Linked DNA regions of Homo sapiens: all the other regions are linked to region 3. A link is an interaction called in ENCODE POLR2A ChIA-PET data of the cell type or tissue named here. Cell type or tissue: OCI-LY7. All regions are shown on one strand. Links, peaks and the distances in the headings refer to the core of each region. The heading gives the core; the rest is flanking DNA.

The links. ChIA-PET counts read pairs that join two places held together with the same protein. Peaks named below come from ENCODE experiments on the same cell type or tissue, not always from the same donor. Only the 100,000 strongest peaks of a DNase experiment are listed, where the experiment ranks them.
Region 1: POLR2A ChIA-PET joins it to region 3 with 7 read pairs; 4 of 35 experiments call an interaction of 5 or more read pairs at or near these places.
Region 2: POLR2A ChIA-PET joins it to region 3 with 7 read pairs; 2 of 35 experiments call an interaction of 5 or more read pairs at or near these places.

The regions. Positions count from the first base shown.
Region 1 is chr12:32,205,473-32,212,999 of GRCh38, reverse strand. The region is part of intron 1 of BICD1 (BICD cargo adaptor 1); the gene reads right to left. Among named protein-coding and RNA genes, the nearest start is that of BICD1-AS1, 100 kb to the right of the region's middle. In OCI-LY7, for the core only: no CTCF peak of the experiment used is centred there; no DNase peak of the experiment used is centred there; H3K27ac peaks cover 1,311 bases.
Region 2 is chr12:31,377,283-31,384,809 of GRCh38, reverse strand. It overlaps DENND5B (DENN domain containing 5B), which reads left to right. Exons shown (of 21, transcript NM_144973.4): 21 at 1-2,584. Among named protein-coding and RNA genes, the nearest start is that of LINC02387, 12 kb to the right of the region's middle. In OCI-LY7, for the core only: no CTCF peak of the experiment used is centred there; no DNase peak of the experiment used is centred there.
Region 3 is chr12:32,110,590-32,118,116 of GRCh38, reverse strand. The region is part of intron 1 of BICD1 (BICD cargo adaptor 1); the gene reads right to left. Among named protein-coding and RNA genes, the nearest start is that of BICD1-AS1, 6.9 kb to the right of the region's middle. In OCI-LY7, for the core only: no CTCF peak of the experiment used is centred there; DNase peaks (open chromatin) are centred at 2,246 and 3,566; H3K4me3 peaks cover 1,510 bases; H3K27ac peaks cover 2,198 bases.

The sequences.
Region 1 (7,527 bases), core at 980-5,979, 95 kb before region 3:
AGGGTACATGAAAATCAGTGTAGTATTTTGGGGCAACTTTTTTCTAAGTCTGAAGTTATCAGAAAGTTTTGTTATTTCAAACAAAAAGTTAAAAAATAAATAAATGTAGTCTCTGCCTTAAAAGAGTTGATAGATTTGGTGAAACACTGGCACACAGAGTTATATAAGAACATAAGGACATGAACACCAAGGAGATACTATATTCAATGAGAAGTACGGTGGCTTTCTGGCATAACTTGTGATTTTATTACATTTTGAAATTTAAAATGTCACGGTAGGCTGGACACGGTGGCTCACGCCTGTAATCCCAGCACTTTGGGAGGCTGAGGTGGTGGATCACTTGAGGTCAGGCGTTCGAAACCAGTCTGGCCAACGTGGCAAAACCCCGTCTCTGTTAAAATACAAAGATTAGCTGGGCGTGCTTGTGCATGCCTGTAATCCCAGCTACTTGGGTGGCTGAGGCAGGAGAATCACTTGAATCTGGGAGATGGAGGTTGCAGTGAGCCGAGATCATGCCACTGCACTCCAGCCTGGGCAACAAAGCAAGACTCTGTCTCAAAAATAAAATAAAATAAAATGTCACAGCATATTGCTTCTGGGCTACGCTATCATCTATGAAAAGATTAGGCTGGAATTAACCTGTGAAACTTAGTTTCACATTTGTTATAAACCTTAAGGCAGAAAAGATTATGTGTTAATCATTGTAAGAAACAACTTATAAAAAACAAGCTGGTACTCCTCCCTAAATTACACTCACAGAAACAGAAATTAAAACAAAAACAAAAACAAAAAAACACTGAAAACCCATGTCTTAGTTAAACTGCCTTAGAATCTTGACACGGATCAAAATCAAAAGATGGTCCCTAAGCATCAGTGAGACAGAAATATTCCAGTATCGATGTCCATCTGTACATACAGAGTAAAATATTCCTGGTGCCTGGCTTGTTCAGTCTCTCGACAGAAATTCTTATTTGAGTAGTCAGATTTCCAGATGTGGTGATAAGCACAGGTACTCATGAATAGATGAGAAATTATCTTTGCAGATGATGTTGACTTTGCTCTTGCATCAGTAATGATCAGATTCTGTGAGGTCAATTCTGAATTCAGTATCCATTAAAAGGCCTCTGGAGGGGAAGGTTCTGACAGCCTCTCTCCCTCTCCCCACAGTGGCCTGCTGAGTCTTCAACAGATCATCATCCTGCAAAGGATCCCTCACTATATAGTCAAGTATTAGTACAATTTAAAATTAGCATGAACTGTGTGTCAAGAACCCCAGCTGGCTTTTTTTTTTTTTTCACAACTGTTTCCCCATTTCTATGTACAGGAAACTGGAAATGTCTGTCACAGGGCCATTTTCTTCACTCTGCCTGAGTAAAAGCAATAATTTGGCCATTCTGTGGCTCTCGTATTTTTCGCAGCACACAGGCAATGCTCTCTTGGCAGCTAAAACAACCCCTAAAGTCTTAAGAGCAAGTGAATTTATTGTTCCACCCTTGATTTAAAGTTTTCAAAAATTGTACTCTGGATCTAGCACCAAAGGAGATAAACATTTCAGATGTAGACCCAGAATAGATTTTCAAAAAAGAATCAAGAATTGAAATTGCAAATATCCAAATGTTGATAAATCCTCCATTCATATTTATTCCAGTTTCAGAAACCTTAACTGAACATATGGGTTTCCAAAATTAGCCATGATATTTATGAAGAACTTGGCCCTTCACTGGACCTGATTTGAAAAACAATGAAAGTATATGAGGTTATCCAAGGACACTAACCATCATGTTTTTTACTTGAAATAGCAAAATAACACCAATCCTGCCCAAGCTAGAGGTGCCTCATGATCTGCATTTGCAAATCCACTGAGAACTAAGAACTAACACTACTCAGAAAATGGCTGCTTTTAAGAAAGGGAGGGTGAAGGAGAAAACACTCCTATTTTAATCTAATTCCTAATTGTCAGCAACTAGAATTGGGCATGACACCCAACTGACATCTATCATCTGGCTGCTTGTTAAAGCTGATTTACCCGACTCGTCTGGCTCCACCAGGTACCTCCTTTCACCATCACCTCCTGAGTATCTCCTGACAAAGCCAGGCCCAATAGAAAGGAAACAATGTTTTTCAAGGTTACTGAAGCTGCATCTTTGGCTGAAATCACAAAACTAGCTTCAATCTGTATTTATAGGAGATATAGGGTAGTCGTGCTTCTAGTTATATTTTGTTCAGATTGCAAATTCTTTTTAGGTACTGCAATCATTTCATGGGTAATTTTTGTTTAAAATAAGTTGAAGTAAACTGACATTTTTCTATATACTTTTAGAATGTATTATGATTTCCTATCATGTCTGTAGCTATAATTGCACAATATTACTTTTAGTATATTCCATTGCATGGAGCAAATTTGCTTTAAATTAGATGTGACTGTAAGTCCAGTTAGCTATGTAATAAGTACTTTGTTTTCTCCTTCTACTTACATGACTTCTTAATGCAAAGAAAATTGATATTTTCTGTGTTCATATTCAGGATGATACGTTAATTGATAAACAGAAATTTCGTACCCATTATTCTTCATAATATAAAAGATAAAAGAAATAAAATTTTGACTAGTATATTTAATATCATTTTATCTTTAAAATGTTCTCTTTGATCACAGAATTTTCGTTCTTTCATCTCAAAAACTGTGGCAGAACGTGTACTAGGTCACCCAGGGACATTAGACAAAATACTTTTGATTTGAAACTGCAAAATAATACTAAAATTCATTCATTCATTTGTTGTTCATTCACTCGGCAAGTATTTACAAAGCACTGTACTATGTCAGGCACTGCTTTAGGCACTGAGGATTCAGCTATGTTCTGGGAAAACAAAAAAAAAAAACTCTGTGATCCAGAGCATGTATTCTAGTGGAACATAAACAAATCAATAGGTGCATGGCATGGCATAGTGTTGAAAAAGTTAAGGCAAGAGCATAGGCTAGCAGTGCCCAGTGGAACTTTCTGCGATGACGTATCTGTGTTGCCAATATGCCCAGTTGCCACACATGGCTACTGAGCTTTTGAAATGTGGCTGGTATGACCAAAGTACTGAATTTTTTATTTTGTCATTTAATTAATTTTAATTGTCATATATGGCTAGTGACTACTATGTTGGACAGGGATAGAGGGCAACCCAGATGCGTTCGGTGGGAACCTCATATAGAAAGGGCAGTCAGGGAAGAGGTGACCTTTGGGCAGAGACTGGAACAAAGTGAGGGAGTGACCTAGAACCTGGCCTTTCCCTCAGAGAAGAAAGCTTAGATATAAGTGTTGCTAAGCAAGAATTACAGCACTGCCATGACGCCTCTTTAAAGACAATCACTGGCAGTTCTTTACAGTCTCTTCTAAAGTATTTTAAGATCTGAGTGCTCCAGAGGATATTCAGATATAATTTAACTTGTAGGAAGAAAAGGGTTGGCTAGTGGCCTGACATGGTACCCTATCCTCCCCAATGAACTAGTTTACTTTATTTGAACATATAACAAAAATTATCTGACCAATTACCTTTCTGTTGCCTCAGCTGCCAGGAAATTCAGCATTAAATGCTCAACAGCAATAACGAAAATACCTTAAGGTTTTGTATAATTATCTCTGTTTTCTCTACATTGTTCTGCATTTTTTTGTGTTTATCCCATTGTATTGGTTTCTTCTACTTCAAATATTTTTGGAGTAGAAAGCATATGAGTTATAATCACATCAAATGGTTAAAATGATGCTTAATTACTGTTTGTTTTAAATGAAGTATTAATAAAAATCCTTATTAAGGCATGGAATTTGAGAGTTTAAGAGGTATGAAAGCTCTTCTAATGATTCATCCTTATTCCACTGAAAAACACTGAGCCCAGACTGGGCGCGGTGGCTCACGTCTGTAATCCCAGCAGTTTGGGAGGCTGAGGCAGGTGGATCACCTAAGGTCCACCTGACCAACATAGTGAAACCCCATCTCTATTAAAAATACAAAAATTAGCCGGCTGTGATGGCAGGTGCTTGTAATCCCAGCTACTCTGAAGGCTGAGGCAGGAGAATCGCAGGAGAATCGCTTGAACCCAGGAGGCAGGGTTGCAGTGAGCTGAGATTGCACCACTGCACTGCAGCCTGGGCAACAACGTGAGATACTGTCTCAAAAAAAAAGAAAAAAATAAAAAGAAAGAAAACACTGAGCCCAAATGATCTGATGAAGCACAAAAAATAGGAAGAACCTAGCTAAACATGTTAGAACTGACTGAGAAGTGTCTCTCAAACTACTGCTGCATATTCCAGCAGCAAAGAGTCTTAGAGAGTAGATTCAATTAGAAAAGAAGAGCTCACAGGAGGCCAGGCAACTCAGAAGTACCCAGCCAGGAGAAACCAGTTTCCATGATGCGTATGGCTCAAAAGTTAATAGGAGACATGAGGCCTCCCTGACAGACTCAAGCCTGATCCTTGAAAGGGCAGATGTACTCATAAAAGGCCAAAAGAGGTTAAGAGTGTGGGCTCCTGAGGTGGACCAACTCTGCCACTTACTGTGTGACATTGGGCAAATTACATAACATTCTGTGACTCCATTTTTTCATCTGTAAAATGGGGATAATAATAGCTTCTTTCTCATACTGCCACGAGGCTTAAAAGAGAAAATCTATGTATCACTTGGAACAGACCTTGGTATAAATATAGTAAGTACTCAATGACTGTTGGCTATTATTAGCAGAAAGACGACGTGCTTTGGAATCAAATCCATTGGGGTTTAATGCAAATGCATCTGGGTTTAAATCTGCCTCCTCTGAAATGTTTGGCAAGGTTTTTAAGTTCTATGTTTCAGTTACCTCATGTGTAAAATGAGAATAATAACATCTACCTTAAAGGTAAAAACAGCCTAGTCCTAAAAGGCAAGGATATCAGATAAGAGATATAAAATTCGTACCAAAATGCCTTGGACACAGTAAATGCTTATTAAATATCAATACCAATCCTCCTCTCTTCTGACCTTGGAAAGTCTCAGATTGAACACTGGCAAGCTGTTGCTTCCTCTGGTGTAAAGGTTTTCCTTGGACTTATCCAAGAATCAGGTGGCCGTTTACCTCATTATGAGAGCAGCTCCCTACTCATTTGTGAAACACTAAACCTCCTGCTAGGAAAGGAGTCCTGATGAATCTTTTTTCTCATTAAGTCATTAAAAATGTACAAAGACAAACACAGAGAAATTTCAAGAGGCATAGGCTCTTACGGTTTATATTAGCAAAGGTTGCAGCTTTTTCTTTTTTCTCTTAATGGGAATTTTCAATTCTTTCTTAACTTCTTCAGTTTTTCTAGCTTTTAACATAACTCCACCCAATTATAAAGTCCGTCCATTTGAGAAACACAGAATATCTAATTACCAATTTTTGATTCTCATTTTGTATTCTGAAAACCATTTTTCAATAATCATAAAAACAAAAGACATGCATTTTAAATGAGATGTTTTTTTAAAAAAAATCTATCACATATTCTTAACTGATTTAATCATCACATTACATGCCTACCGAGTATCATTCAAATAAATAGCATATCATATTTTCCATACTTCTCAACTAAATATTCTGTGATAACCTGGTGTAATACCCCAAGTTTTTCTAAGATAATAGTCAATAGCCTATTACTTAGATTTATATTTACTTAAAGCCTGGATTTTTTTTCTAACCCTGATGGTTTGTAATTGGTACCTCTATTTGCTTAATAAACTCCCTTGTCAACTGTTGAGAGTTTTTTTGTATTTTGTGGTTACATATTGAATATGCACAAAAAATTTATGACAAAATATAAACACAAAATGTAACATTAAAATGAATTCCTATAGTTTAAGAACGGGACCAAGACCCACTAGCCTCAAAGGCCTCTGTCTGTCCTCCTTGGTCCTATCTCTCTCATTGTACCTTCGGCCACTCCCCAAGTAAACACTATCCTGCATTTTGTATCACCATTTTCTTTATAGTTTACCATATATGTATGTTTCTGTAAATAAAATGCTATTTAATATTGTAGTAAAATACTGTTTGTAAAATTCATATGATGAAATCCTTCCATATGCACTCTTTTGCAATTTGCTTTTGGAACTCAACTTTAAATTCCGTTTATTCATTCTGATTAATGTAGCTGCAGCTACATTAATGTAGTAGATAAACTGCAGCTACATCAATGTAGTTTTCATTGTTATAAAGTAGTCTACTGGATATATACTTCATATTAATAATCCATTCTCTTGACAATGGATGATTGGATTGTTTCCAGTCTTTTGCTATTATAAACAATGTAGCTGTGAACACTGTTGGGCATTTAACTTAGGCTAGTACTTTTCAAAATACATTTGCTGAAGGAAGAGTTTTCTTTCCTTCTTTCTTTTTTTTGAGAAGGAGTCTTGCTCTGTCTCCCAGGCTGGAGTGCAGTGGCGTGATCTCGGCTCACTGCAACCTCCATCTCCCAGGTTCAAGTGATTCTCCTACCTCAGCCTCCTGAGTAGCTGGGATTACAGGCATGCACCACCACACCCAGCTAATTTTTGTATTTTTAGTGGATATGAGGTTTCACCTTGTTGGCCAGGCTGGCCTTGAACTCCTGACATCAGGTGATCAGCCCACCTTAGCCTCCCAAAGTGCTGGGATTACAGGCATGAGCCCCTGCTCCCGGCCTGGGAGAGTTTTATTTCTAATCCTTGTGGGCTAATGCTTTTTATTTGTGAAATGCAATAAAAATAAATTACTATATGCATATTCCTACCATGCAATCCAACCATTCCACTCCTAGGTATTTATTTATCCAAGACAAATGAAAGCACGTGATCACATAAAGATTTACACACAAATGTTCATAGCAGCCAAAATGCAAACATTTCAAATATCCATCAATTGGTGAATAAAAAACCAAGTTGTGGCATATCCATACAATGGAATACTAATCGGCAATAAAAAGGAGTAAACTACTGACATATCCAACAACATGGCTGAATTGCAAAACATTATGCTAAGTAAAAGAAGCCAGACAAAAGCAAGAGTACATTCAGTAACATTCCATTTACATGAAATGCTAGAGAATGCAAACTAATCTATAGTGACAACAGGCAGATGAGTGGTTGCACTGGGGCGGGGACAGGAGTGGAGGATTATGAAGGGATGTGGAGGGCCAAATGGGAGAGATTACACAGGGATGAGAAAATACTTTAGAGAGTCATGGATATGTTCATTATCTTGGTTGTGTTGATGATTTCGCAAGTATATACATATGTCAAAATTGACATATAATATATTGCACATATTTAAAGAGTGCAAATTGATCACTTATACATCAACAAAGCTGTAAAATCATAAATATTAGAAAAATATGAGAAAAAAGCACAAAGTACAAGCCTCAATTTTTCCATTATAAAATTTGACATAAAATTATATTTCAGTAAATTTAATCAGAAGACAAAAGATTACAAAAACTGTACCATTATTCACTGAAAGTATGATTCATATAAACTTGCTGCAGATCTGTAGGAAAT
Region 2 (7,527 bases), core at 980-5,979, 730 kb after region 3:
GGGTGACAAGAGCGAGACTCCGTCTCAAAAAAAAAAAAAGAAAAAAACTGCAGCCAAAGTTGGATTTGCGGCCTATGAATAAAACCATTACTTTAAAAAGTAATACCCCCAAAAAAGTTACACCTGAAGTTTCATCTTCATGCCTTTGTGTAATATTACTATAATGGTGAAATGATGATTTAAAAAAAACACATCAGAACTGACACATCCTCTTGGATGATGGGTCCTTCAGTCACCTTGTGAGCCCATGTACTTATTCCGTTGATACAGCCTGTGCTATAAACATGTGGGGCCCTCCTTGTGTGAGCTGCTTGAATGGCCAGTACCCCCATTCTTTTGAATATTCCCAATGGCAGTCAATCTTGGCCTTTAAGAATAAATTTAAATATTTGGAAATAGTCCTTAGGATCCAAGTTTGATCAATGAAAAGGATGCTTAAGCTGAGTTTGGGGTCACATAAGAAGTGCAGTTATAAAGAAATAAGACATGTTGGGCATGGCAGTACACACCTGTAGTCCCAGCTGCTTGGGAAGCCAAGGCAGGAGGATCACTTCAACCCAGGAGTTTGAGTCCAGCCTGGGTAACATAGGGAAACCCCATCTCAAAAAAACAAAACAAAGGACTTAGTTTTTATGTGGCTCATAAGTGTCTCTAAGTTATACCAAAAGTTTGAGCACAACAGTAGTAGCAGAATGCTTAGAATAAATGCTTGACTTTTAAGCTGACTTTTGGAAGGACCATACCCACATAGAGGCATCTTTTCTGCTGTGGTAATTTTTTAAATTAATACATTGCTTTAGGATTACATCTCAAAGTAAATAAAAAAATCAATATTTAATTTGTTTTTTTCCTGCAAATAAATTAAATGCTGGGACCATAATGATTATTTTTGCATAGTAATAGCTGGTGAAGAAGTTGTTTTAAAATTAAATTGCCAAAAGTATTACCTCTTGAAAAATTTATTTTCCCAAAGTTTTTCATATGTCATGAAACCCCTAATCTTGACCTTTATGACACAGTGGCATTACACTGATGTTGGAAGCATGTGTGAGATCTGTGCCCTGGTCGGGAGTCATATGCCTTAAAAATGACTGCGAGTCAGTGTGAAGTAGTATAAAGTGGAGTCCTACGTGGGAAAAAGCAGGCTACTGAGGACAAAAACCTCCCAACCCTCCCCACCTTGTTTTCCACTGGGAATGAGAATTTGATATGAGAAACTTCAACCTTGCAGAAGTGTGGATTTCCCTCTGAAATTTAAATGTTTCACACATTTTTGTACCTTTTGTAACCTTGTGGTATTTACTTTCACATGGCTTTTTAAAAAATTATTTTAATGAACTTCTATCACACTATATGAATGATATGGGGGAAATACTGAACTGCTCATATTTCCTTTTTTGGCAATAAAGCACTGTTATATGTAAATGTAAGTGAAAAAGAGGTTCAAGACTATACAACAGCTTATGTGTAGTATATGTTGACATCCCTAAGGTATTTTGAAACATGAGGTGACAGACAAGGACCTCAAATTTCCAGGGAAATATTTATTTCACAACATTAGGAGTGTAGCTCTTCATAATGAAATATCTTCTTTCTGCTAAAGATTACAATTTTTCATTTAGGGAACTGTGAATATTTTCTGTGAGGTTTACAGAAACTAGTGTATCCTTTTCACTATGTTGAAAAGACAATCTGAACTTTAGCTATTTATATTTCAGTATTAACACACCTTCACTGATTGAGAGTCTTGAGCCCTTCTCTACTTTTATAAAGTGAATCCTATTTCCAAGTCATCCATGTCTTTTGAAGTCTGTTTCTTATATAAGTATTTATTACTTTACTGTTTAGCATAAATAGGAGACAGAAAAGGATAATAAACTACTAGGTCCTTTATTCCTATTAAAATAAATTTATAAATCCCTTGAATCAACTGAATTCTAAGCTTTTTGAAGAGGTTGCTGATGTAGTGTGATCAAAAGAATCTAAGGAGAACCTCCTCTCCAAAATCTGATTGGAGCTGTTCACCCTCTCAAGGACAAGATAAAGATTGACTTCAGAGATATATCACATCAAGCTAGAGGAAAAAAAAAAAACCTCAAATAAAATTTTTCCTCATTCGAAGGGATCCAGGGTATCCTTGGGTTATGTAGGAGGGAATCATATTTGTTCTAATTTACCTGAATGTACTTGTGTGTGAATCCAATCTTGATTCTAAACACCAAATCTTGTCAACAGTAGAGAAGTATAGTAAGGAGTTCCTGTTGTCAATCAAATGAGGGTGTGAAACATTTAGAATGCTCTGTGTTACACTTGAACCATGTATAAATGTAACCTGTGTATCTTTTTTTTAATTAGCTTTTCTGAATTTAAATTATATTGTTTTTCTTTGTATTGTTAGCAAAATGCATCAGAACTGGATTTTTTTTCTCATCTGAACATAATATAAAATTTGAAAGAGTATTGTGATATTAAGCACTTTAACATACATATCAGACAAACTGACGTGGGTTTTTCAGGTTTGGGAGTACATTTAAATATGACTTTTCATGCTTTGTTCTTTACAAATAAAACTGTGGGATTGATACTTTGTTTTGCTTCATTGTTGTAGAATCTTGATAGTGTTTCATAGGATAAGAGACTTCAGAAAGCAGAGAGATCAAACCAAAACCATTATGTAGAAAAAAAGAGCCTTCTGAGTAAGGGGTGAAAATTTGAACCCTACCTCACACCATACAGAAAAATCAATTCTTGGTGGCTTAGCAACCTAAATGTGAAAGATGAAACATAATTTTTAGGAGAAAATACAAAATGTACTTATTAACTTGGGAAAGGGAAGTTTTCTTAAGACATTTAAATTATAAAGGATAAGTGATAAATTTGACTATGTTCACAGGTGTTTTGCTATAAAAAAATTGACTATATAAAAATTAAGAATTTCTGGTCATCAAAATATATCATTAAAAAGGAGAAGGCCTGTAATCCCAGCATTTTGGGAGGCCAAGGCGAGTGCATCACTTGAGGTCAGGAGTTCAAGACCAGCCTGGCCAACATGGCAAAACCCTGTCTCTCCTAAAAATACAAAAATTAGCTGGGTGTGGTGACAGGTGCCTGTAATCCCAGCTACTCGGGAGGCTGAGGCAGGAGAATCGCTTGAACCCGGGAGGCGGAGGTTGCAGTAGCTGAGATCATGCCACTGCACTACAGCGTGGGGGACAGGAGTGAGACTTCATCTCAAAAAAACAAAACAAAAACCATGAAATTCTTTTTTTTTTTTTTTTTTTTTTTTTTTTTGAGACGGAGTCTCACTCTGTCACCAGGCTGGAGTGCAGTGGTGCAATCTTGGCTCACTGCAACTTCCACCTCCCAGGTTCAAGTGATTCTCCTGTCTCAGCCTCACGAGTAGCTGGGACTACAGGTGCGTGCCACCATGCCTGGCTAATTTTTTGTATTTTTAGTAGAGATGGGGTTTCACCATATTAGCCAGGATGGTCTCGATCTCCTGACCTCGTGATCTGCCCAACTCGGCCTCCCAAAGTGCTGGGATTACAGGCGTGAGCCACTGTGCCCGGCCCTAAAATACACGTTAAATTATTGCTCTCATAGTTTATATTCCAGTGGAGGAGTTACATAATAAACATACGTAATAAATATAGTAATTAGATAGCAATAATAGTGGCGGGATGCAGTGGCTCACGCCTGTAATCCCAGCACTTTGGGAGGCCATGGAGGGTGGATCACAAGGTCAGGAGTTCGAGACCAGCCTGGCCAACATGGTGAAAACGTCTTTACTAAAAATACAAAAATTAGCCAGGCGTGGTGGCATGCACCTGTAATCCCAGCTACTCGGGAGGTTGAGGCAGAAGAATTGCTTGAACCTGGGAGGCGGAGGTTGCAGTGAGCCAAGATTGTGCCACTGCACTCCAGCCTGGGTGACAGAGCAAGACTGTCTCAAAAAAAAATAAATAATAATAGCAAATGGCCGGGTGTGGTGGCTCATGCCTGTAATCCCAACAGTTTGGGAGGCTGAGGCAGGCAGATCTCTTGAGGCCAGGAGTTCAAGACCAGCCTGACCAACATGGTGAAACCTCATCTCTACTAAAAATACAAATATTAGCCAGGTTTAGTGGTGGGCGCCTGTAATTCCAGCTACTGGGGAGACTGAGGCAGAAGAATTGCTTGAACATGGGAGGCAGAGGCTACAGTGAGCCGAGATCATGCAACTGCACTCCAGCCTGGACAATAGAGTGAGAATCTGCTCAAAAAAATAAAAATAAAAAATAAAATAACAGCAGAGAAGAGGGATTGAAAGTATAGTTGGGGCTGCTGACTACAATTAATGGGTTGCTAGGGAAGGCCTTACTGAAAAATGGAGTTGCCTTTAACTGAGATTGGAAAAGCTGTAAAAGAAAACAAGTTTGGCTGGGCACGGTGGCTCATGCCTGTAATCCCAGCACTCTGGGAGGCCAAGGCAGGCGGATCACCTGAAGTCAGGAGTTCAGGACCAGCCTGGCCAACATGGTGAAACCCCGTCTCTACTAAAAATACAAAAAACTAGCTGGGCGTGGTGGTACACACTTGTAATCCCAGCTACTCGAGAGGCTGAGGCTGGAGAATCACTTGAACCCGGGAGGTGGAGGTTGCAGTAAGCCAAGATCGCACCATTGCACTTCAGACTGGGGGACAAGAGCGAGACTTCATCTCAAAAAAAAAAAAGGAAAAAAAGAAAAGAAAAGTTTGTGGGAGGAGCATCAAGAGCTACTTTTGGGGATAACAAATTTGCGATGCTTTTGAGACACCTTTTAGACATCCAGATAGAGATGCTGGGTAAGCATCTGCACATATGGATTGGGAGTTCAGGAGAGAATAATAGTGTATTCATCACGGTCCAATCAGGAGACAGAAACCACACAGCAATTTGAACTGGGGTAGTTGAATGTAAAGAATAATGTAGGCTGGGCGTGGTGGGTCACGCCTGTAATCCCAGCACTTTGGGAGGCCAAGGTGGGTAGATCATGAGGTCAGGAGTTTGAGACCAGCCTGAACAACATGGTGAAACCCTATCTCTACTAAAAATACAAAAAGTAGCCAGGCGTGGTGGCGCGTGCCTGTAACCCCAGCTACTCTGGAGGCTGAGGGAGGAGAATTGCTTGAAGCCGGGAGGCGGAGGTTGCAGTGAGCCGAGATCGCACCACTGCACTCCAGCCTGGGCAACAGAGAGGGACTGTCTCAAAAAAAAAAAAAAAAGTATAATGTATTAGGGTTCTCCAGAGAAACAGAACTAATAGGATATGTTATAGATAGAGAAACATTTTAAGGAATTGGCTCACACAATTGTGGAGGCCTGGGGAGTCTAAATCTTTATTGTGGGCCATCAGGTTGGAGACTCAGGGAAGAGACAGTTCAAGCCAAAAGGCAGTCTGCTGGCAGAATTTCTTCTTGCTCAGGAGGAAGTCAGTCTTTTTTATATTAACTCCTTAAACTGGATGAGGCCCACCCATATTACGGATAGTAATTTGCTTTACTCGAAGTCCACCAATTAAAATGTTAATCTCGCCAGGCACTGTAATCCCAGCACTTTGGGAGGCCGAGGTGGGTGGATCACAGGGTCAGGAGTTCGAGACCAGCCTCACCAACATGGTGAAACGTCGCCTCTACTAAAAATACAAAAATTAGATGGGCATGATGGCACACGCCTGTAATCCCAGCTACTCAGGAGGCTGAGGCAGGAGAATCGCTTGAACCCAGGAGGCAAAGGTTGCAGTGAGCCGAGATCATGCCACAGCACTCCAGCCTGGGTGACAGAGCAAGGCTCCATCACAAAAAAAAACAAAAAACAAAACCATTAATCTCATCCAAAAACACCTTCATAGTAGTATCCAGAATAATGTTTGACCAAGTTTCTGGGCACCCTGGCCCAGTTAAGTTGAACTAAGATTACCTATCACAAACAATAACAAGAAATTGGAATAATGGAGGATCTGATGCCAGGTGATGAAAACAAAACTCTTAATATAAGAAAAACATTTATAGGGAACAGCCATTAACTATAGGGCTGAGTTGGCTGGGCGCCGTGGCTCACATCTGTAATCCCAGCACTTTGGGAGGCTGAGGCGGGCGGATCACGAGGTCAGGAGATCGAGATCATCATGGCTAACATGGTGAAACCCCATCTCTACTAAAAATTAAAAAACTTAGCCAGGCATAGTGGCGCATGCCTGTAGTCCCAGCTACTCTGGAGGCTGAGGCAGGGGAATCGCTTGAACCCAGGAGGCAGAGGTTGCTGTGAGCAGAGATCACACCACTACACTCCAGCCTGGGCAACAGAGTGAGACTCCGTCCCCCCCAAAACAAAAACAAAAACAAAAAACAAAAAAAACCGATAGGCCTGAGTCAAGGCAAATCTAAATGAGCCCCCTCTGCCTGAGGTTGAACCAGACCCTGACAGAGGGTACAACCTTCTCTCTGGGTGGCAAAGAAGTTTACTGAGGCTGGGCACAGCGGCTCACACCTGTAATCTCAACACTGTGGGAGGCTGAGGCAGTCGGATTGCTTGAGCCTAGGAGTTCGAGACTAGCCTGGGCAACATAGCAAAACCCCGTCTCTACTAAAAATACAAAATATTAGCCTGGCGTGGTGGCACGTGCCTGTGTTCCCAGCTACCTGCAGGGCTGAGGTGAGAGGATTGCTTGAGCCCCAGAGGTGAAGGTTGCAGTGAGCCGAGATCGTGCCACTGCACTCCTGTCTGGGCAATAGAGTGAGACCCAGTCTCAAAAAAATAAAAATGAGTTTACTGAGACATTTAAAATAAGTGGACTTGTTTGGAATCTGCCCCCAGGTGCCAAGGACACATCCATGAGGAGGTGCCATACTCCAGAACTTGCTGGGACACCACAGAGGAAATTCAATGTCTTGGTCTGGATTTGGGGAGCTATAGCTGGACTTTAGATATAAATTTGGGAGTTTCCAGCATGTATAAATGGAACTTAATGTCATGAAACCAATATTAAATCATGTGTTCATGAGAACACAAAGGGATTGAGTTATTAAATCTAAAACATTGATTTTAATTTTGTGATATGGATGTGGCATGATTTGTTTGACATTTAGATTACTCTCATTTTTTTCACTATTCTGAACAATGTTACGATGAAAAACGTTACAGGCACGGTGACTCAACCCGTAATCCCAGCACTTTGGGAAGATGAGGCAGGAGGATCACTGGAGCCCAGGAGTTCAAGACCAGCCTGGGGAACATACTAAGACCCTGTCTCTCTACTAAATAAATAAATAAATAGAAAAGAAAGACATCTAAATAGCTCCCAATGTTTCTCTATTCCAAAAAAACTATAATGAACAAACATCCTTATTTTGTAAGAAATTACCTCTTTTATTTATTTATTTATTTATTTATTTATTTAAAGATGGAGTTTCGCTCTTGTTGCCCAGGCTGGAGTGCAATGGCATGATCTCGGCTCATCGCAACCTCTGCCTCCCAGGTTCAAGCGATTCTCCTGTCTCAGCCCCCCT
Region 3 (7,527 bases), core at 1,499-6,498:
GAGTGAGACTCCATCTCAAAAAAAATAAATAAAATAAAATAAAATAAAATAAAATATTGGACTAAGCGGGCCGGTGCGATGGCTCACGCCTGTAATCCCAGCACTTTGGGAGGCCGAGGCGAGCAGATCACCTGAGGTCAGGAGTTCGCGACCAGCCTGACCAACATGGAGAAACCCTGTCTCTACTAAAAATACAAAATTAGCTGGGCATGGTGGTGCATGCCTGTAATCCCAGCTACTCGGGAGCCTGAGGCAGGAGAATTGCTTGAAACTGGGAGGTGGAGGTTGCGGTGAGCTGAGATCATGCCATTGCACTCCAGCCTGGACAACGAGAGCGAAATATGGTCTTAAAAAAAAATATATATATATATATATATATATGTGTGTGTGTGTGTGTGTGTGTGTATATATATTTGTGTATATATATATATATATGACTAAGCGTAAATGACAAAATATAAAGTCATGCACATGCACATGTGCCCGTGTGTGTGAAAAAGAAGATTCTGGAGGCTGTAGACCTCCCTCAATGCAACCACGTAGCTTCAAAATGTACAGTTTCACTGAAAGCTCTCCAAATTTAGAGATACACTCATCTTAAAGCTTTATATTACCCATTAGTTTTCTTCTGAAAATAAAGCAAAACATAAATCAAAATAAAGTTTTGAGACACTGTGAAAACATTCCAAATGTTTACAGTCATCAAATAGTGTGAAATGCCAAACATTAAAGCAGAACAATTTAACCATGTTGGAAACACTGCTCTGGTGGTGGGAAAAGTATAAAAAACATAAACTTATCAAATTATTTGGAACACCTGGAATGATAAAAATCAAAGAAATCCGAATAAGAATGAACCTTAGAGATCATTCTAGATATACCCCTTCCTAAGGACAACTCCCCATAGAGTATTCTCAGCAAGTGGCTCACTAGCTTCTCCCTTTTGGTGACAGGGAATTCATTACTTCCTAAGAAGACTGCCTCATTCCATTACTAGACAACTACACTTGTCAGAAAGTGATTTATTTTGATCCAAAATCTGGCTCCCAGTGACTCACAGGGCCTTGTTCTGCTCTCTGAAGCCAAGTACAGACGCATCAATGAAAACAAACGTAACATATCAGTTCTATAACATAATAGGTGAGATCAGAAAATATGAATCCAGAAGAAAAGTGAGTTTGGACCAAGTGTTCAAAGAAAAAGGGAACTATGAAATGGTTAAAAAAAAAATGTAGAAGGCCAGGCACAGTAGTTCACACCTACAATCCCAACACTTTGGGAGGCTGAGGTGGGAGAATCACTTGAGCCCAGAAGTTCAAGACCAGCCTGAGCAACATAACAAAACCTCATCTCTGCAAATAATAATTTCTAAAAATTAGTTGGGCCACCTGAGCCTCCAGTAAAAACAAAATCAGGTTAAAAAAAAAAAAAATAGCCAGCATAGTGGTGTGCACCTGTGGTCCCAGCTACTCTGGAGGCTGAGGTGGGAGGATTACTTGAACCTGTGAGGTCAAGGCTGCAGTGGGCTGTAATCGCACCACTGTACTTCAGTCAGAGCGACAGAGTGAGACTCCATCTCAAAATTACATATATATATATATATATAGAGAGAGAGAGAGAGAGAAAGAGAGAGAGAGAGAGAGAGAGAGAGAGACAGACAGACAGACAGACAGACAGAGACAGAGACATAGTACAAGTGCTAAAATAAGGTGGACTATCTTGGCTAGAACTGAGTGACCAGAGTGGAAAAACAAAGGAGAAAAAATACATAAAAGAGTTGATGGAAGATCCCTGAAGTCTAGGTGAAAATTACTGCAACTAGGCAAAACTATTCTGTACTTTGGAAAAATATTGAATGAATTTGAAATGTAAAGGACAGGCAGTAAATAAGCAGAACATGCAGCTCTAAAACACAGCCATCTCAGAGATTTAGAGCTGGTAAAAAAAAATCATAGACATTATGTATTGCAACACCTTAATTTTATAGACTTAATTAAATCCCAAGAGGAAAAGGTATCAATTTCCACTTTCATATTCCCCTCCATTGTAATAACACCTTCACTGAACATTTTCCTCTTTTGTACCCTTTTCTCCCCACCTCCTGCACAGCATGCTGAATCTGAGATGTTGTATAAGATCCTAACTATTTCAAAACTCAGCTTTCAGAGGGCAAAGAAGGGATAACGTAATAAAGCCCAACTGCCTGAATCATCCTGGCTTGCCACCAAGACCCAGAATGGACAGGATGTGGTCACACTGCAGGACTGGCTCTTGCCGGCCATGGAAACTAGCCAGGTATTATGCTGATACACGTATCTCCATCAGCAGCTAACAAGACAAGGAATCAAAATCACTGCTAATTTACCCACAAAACTGTCCATCTTTTCCCCTGGTATCATTCCCCTGGGTCTGCTATTGGGCATCCAAATTCCATCAGTTTCTTTTATGCAAACCTACACCTTTTCCTCTTTCACTTACCATCCATGCTACCCTCAGGGTACCATTTTCACCACCTTCCCACATCCCCAGGGTCACCCAAACTCTGAGCTTCTCGGGTTTTCTTCCCTAATCGGTCTCATTTTCTTCACACTTCACCAGTGCTTTAAAAATGCAGCTTTGTCTCGTAAATACCTGCCTTTTGAAAGGACATACTACTAAATTTAAAACACCAGGCTGCAAGATCCTGTTTTTATAAAAACAAAGGAAGAAAAACAGCAAAAAAAAAAAAACCAAAAACACCACACACACAAAAACCCTGCCTATATGTTTAAAGACATTTAAAACAAGTACAGAAGAATACTCAGCAAAGTGTTAACAACAGAGACAGAACTGTGGGAGAAGAAGGGAAAACTATTAATTTATATATGCTTTTCTCTAGCTTGGAGTACTGCAATAAAAACTGTCATAATTACACAATTTTAATTCTTAAAAAGCAAACTCTTGAAATGAAAAATAGAAAAGGCTGGGTGCAATGGCTCATGCCTGTAATCCCAGCACTTTGGGAGGCTGAGGAGGGAGAATCGCTTGAGGCCAGGAGTTCAAGACCAGCCTGGTCAACATATTGAAACTCCCCCGCCGCCCACACCCCCCACCAAAAGAAAAGAGGAAAAAAACCCACTTAAATTAAAAATGCTAATGCATCTTCAATAAAGATTAAATAAGATTGATAAAGATTAGTCAGTGAGCAGTGAGGACTGTTGCTCCCAGCCCCCATAACCCTAAATGGTGAGTAAGGGCTAATTTTCCACTTAGGCTGCCTTCTTAGACCTTACTGTCCCCAGTCAGCTTTTTTGCCCATCGTTTATTTGTTTTCATTTTTCCTAATTTAGAAAGCAATCAAACTAACTGGTGAAAACATTATTAAATTGTTTATATCCCATATTCTAGAAATTAGGCTTCTATAAAATAACAACCAATTGCACAAATTAATTTTTTTTATTAAATTGAAAGTTAGCCTGTAATCCTAGCACTTTGGGAGGCCAAAACAGGCGGACTGTCCTTAGCTCAAGAGTTCTAGACCAACCTGGCTTACATGGCAAAACCCTGTGTCTACAAAAAAAATACAAAAATTAGTCAGGCATGGCGGTGTGCACCTGTAGTCCCAGCTACTTGGGGGCTGAGGCATGAGGATTGCTTGAGCCCAGGAGGTCAAGGCTGCAGTAAGCCACGATCACACCACTGTACTCCAGCCTAGGTGACAAAATGAGACCCCATCTCAAAAAAAGAAAAAAAAGAAAGTTGAGGATCTGAATCCATCATGCAATGTACGCTTCCCCAGCAAAGAAAACATGAATTAAAAGGACTTATGTGGCTGGGCACAATGGCTCATGCCTGTAATCTCCACACTTTACGAGGGCAAGGCAGGCAGATCGCTCGAGCTCAGGAATTTCAGACCAGCCTGGGCAACATGTTTGAAATCTTCTCTCTACTAAAAGTACAAAAATTAGGCTGGGCGCGGTGGCTCATGCCTATAATCCCAGCACTTTCGGAGGCCAAGGTGGGTGGATCACGAGGTCAGAAGATCAAGACCACTCTGGCCAACATGGTGAAACCCTGTCTCTACTAAAAAAAATACAAAAACTAGCCAGGCGTGGTGGCGCGCGCCTATAATCCCATCTACAGGTGGCTGACGCAGGAGAATCACTTGAACCCGGGAGGCAGAGGTTGCAGTAAGCCGAGATTGCGCCACTGCACTCCAGCCTAGGCGACAGAGCGAGATTCTGTCTTGGAAAAAAAAAAATTATTCAGGCATGGTGGCAGGCACCTGTAGTCCCACCTATTCAGGAGGCTGAGGCAGGAGAATCGCTTGAACCTGGGAGGTGGAGGTTGCAGTGAGCTGAGATCAGACCACTGCACTCCAGCCTGGGTGATAGAGTGAGATTCCAGCTCAAAAAAAAAAAAAAAAATTACCCAAGCATGGTGGTATGCTCCTGTAGTCCCAGTTACTTGGGAGGCTGAGGCAGGAGAATCACTTGAACCCAGGAGGCAAAGGTTGCAGTGGGCTGAGATCATGCCACTGCACTCCAGCTGGGGAAACAGAGGGAGACTCAGTCTCAAAAAAAAATTAGCCAGGCATGGTGGCATGGGTCTGTATTCCCAGCTCCTTGGGAGGCTGAGATGGGAGGATCACTTGAGCCAGGATGGTTAGTTAAGGTTGCGGTGAGCTGTAACAGCACCACTGCACTCCAGCCTGGGTGACAGAGAGAAACCCTGTGTCAAAAACAACAGAAACTCATGTAACTTGAGCATCAATTTCACCCTCTAAAACTGCTCTGCCCCATAATACCTTCCTTTGTAAATAGAACCACCTCCTATCCAGCCTGAGAAGATTCTCAGCTCCACTGTCTTCCTCACTTTCCACATATAGTAACATCCAATGCCTGTTCCACCCTACCTCCCAAATAGCTCTTAGACGTGCCCCCTCCTCACGATCCCTACTGCCACTGTCTGTCCCACCACACAGCCTCAATCCACCCACTATGACCATCACCATAACCTTCTATACTGCACTTGTAGACTTGGCAGAGATATTTCATATTCAAGGTAGTATGATGCAGTGAAAAAAAAGTGGGCTTCTTCCAAGTTTCATCGTTTAGTTTTGTGGCCCTGGGAAGAGACCTAAACCTCTCTAAGACCCAGTTTCCTCTTCTGTATAATGCAAGAAACACCTACCTTGAGTAAGGATTGCTGCATGAATTAGAGGTGAGGCTTGTAAAGAACCTAGTTCTAAATGGAGCCTTGTACCTAAGTCAATGCTTTATTATTTTTATTATCTTCTTATCAGTAAAAATGAGCAGTAAGCCCTCTGAATTGTTTTGAAGACTGGTGAGATTAAACACAGTGACTGTTTCATTTATTTTCAATGGCTCCACATCCCCAAGACAAAATGTGGCCATGGCCCTTTCACAATTGCATCTCCTGCCACTTGACTTTACGTGCATTCTCCTTTAGCGTAATGAATTATTTAATACTAAGACTATGCAGCCCTTCATGCCCTCCTCTCCTCAAAGCCATAATTACAGGTGGAATCTTATGTGTGGGCAAGTCCTTTATGTATATTTCAACATGCAAGTAATTAATTACCGTATTTTCAAATTTGGAAAGCAATATCCATGAGTACAACTATATTTAAGGGGATGATAGGGCAAAATATTTGCAAGCAGAAAGTTCTGAAGAAACCTTCAAACCATCGCTGTCATACATGTTCACATAAACATGGGGAATGTGATAAAAGATGATAAATTCTTGCTAAGTTATATCTGAGAAATAACTTCGCCAGAGACGAAATCTTGATTTCAAATAAAAAGAAGGGGCTGGGCGTGGGGGCTCACGCCTGTAATCCCAGCACTTTGGGAGGCTGAGGCAGGCGGATCACCTGAGGTCGGGAGTTCAAGACCAACCTCACCAACATGAAGAAACGCTATCTCTACTAAAAATACAAAACTGGCCAGGTGTGGTGGCGCATGCCTGTAATCCTAGCTACTCGGGAGGCTGAAGCAGAAGAATCACTTGAACCCAAGAGGCAGAATTTGCGGTGAGCCGAGATCACACCATTGCACTCCAGCCTGGGCAACAAGAGTGAAACTCCATCTCAAAAAAAAAAAAAAAAAAAAAAGGGATAGTGCAAGTTAGAGCAACTGGGTCCAGAAAAAAAGAAATGTGATTGAAAGCGATGATGTTTATTTGTTGAGGTTGTTTGTAAACAGTTTCCAAAAGCATATCTTAATGTATTTTAGATTTTAAGATTAATTTGATAATAAATGTAAATATTTTTTCTTTAAAAACATCGAGACCATCCTGGCTAACAAGGTGAAAGCCCATCTCTACTAAAAATACGAAAAATTAGCCAGGTGTGGTGGTGAATGCGTGTAGTCTCAGCTACTCCGGAGGCTGAGGCAGGAGAATGGCGTGAACCCGGGAGGTGGAGCTTGCAGTGAGCCGAGATCACACCACCGCACTCCAGGCTGGGTGAAAGTGCGAGACTCCATCTCAAAATAAAATAAAATAAAATAAAAAAATAAAAACAATGAGAGAAGTTAAAAATCATAGTTCAGATAGATCAATTAAGTATTAACTGTCTCTTTATGTTTATTCATAGATTGGAAAAGAAATCTGGGGTTTTTCTTGCCATATGATTTTGTGATTTAGAACTTAAAGATATAAAAGAAACTAACAATCTTTCTAAGCATCTGAAGGGAAAACAATTCTGCTTAAAGATGAATCTAGGTAATTTAAGTGGCATTCATCAGGTCACCAATGTGACAAGCTCTAAAACTGTGTAAGTACATATTTTTGTGTTGAATGATTTAACTATAACCCTGAAAAAGAATAGAGTTGGCTCCAAAAGAAAAAGCTGCCCAATGTCCAGAAAGTGCTTCTTCAGCAGCTGGTAACTATCCTTGGTGTCAGGGTTGACAAAATAAGCAAGAAAATGGGTTGAAGCTCATTAGTGCATAGTTTACGGTATCCAAGCTGCAAAACTTTTCTAAAGCTGTCTCACAGATACATTTCCTTTTTAAAATGCCATCAGTAATGCTGAATCATTCCTTTCTAAGGGGCTCTTTTTCAACTTTACAACATTTTAAATTTCAACCATTTTTAAGTTAAAAAAAAACTCTTTTTTTTTATTATTATACTTTAAGTTTTAGGGTACATGTGCACAACGTGCAGATTAGTTACATATGTATACATGTGCCATGCTGGTGTGCTGCACCCATTAACTCGTCATTTAGCATTAGGTATATCTCCTAATGCTATCCATCCCCCCTCCCCCCACCCCACAACAGTCCCCAGAGTGTGATGTTCCCCTTCCTGTGTCCATGTGTTCTCATTGTTCAATTCCCATCTATGAGTGAGAACATGCGGTGTAAAAAAAACTCTTAAGTTTAGATCCAAGGTATTTTTATATATGTATATTTTTAGTTTTCAGGTTATTTTGGAGCTATGACTCTTCTTCAAACACTATTCTGGCCTGGGTGACAGGCGCACAGTGCTGATTTACGTACATCCCAAACATATAATCAGCCA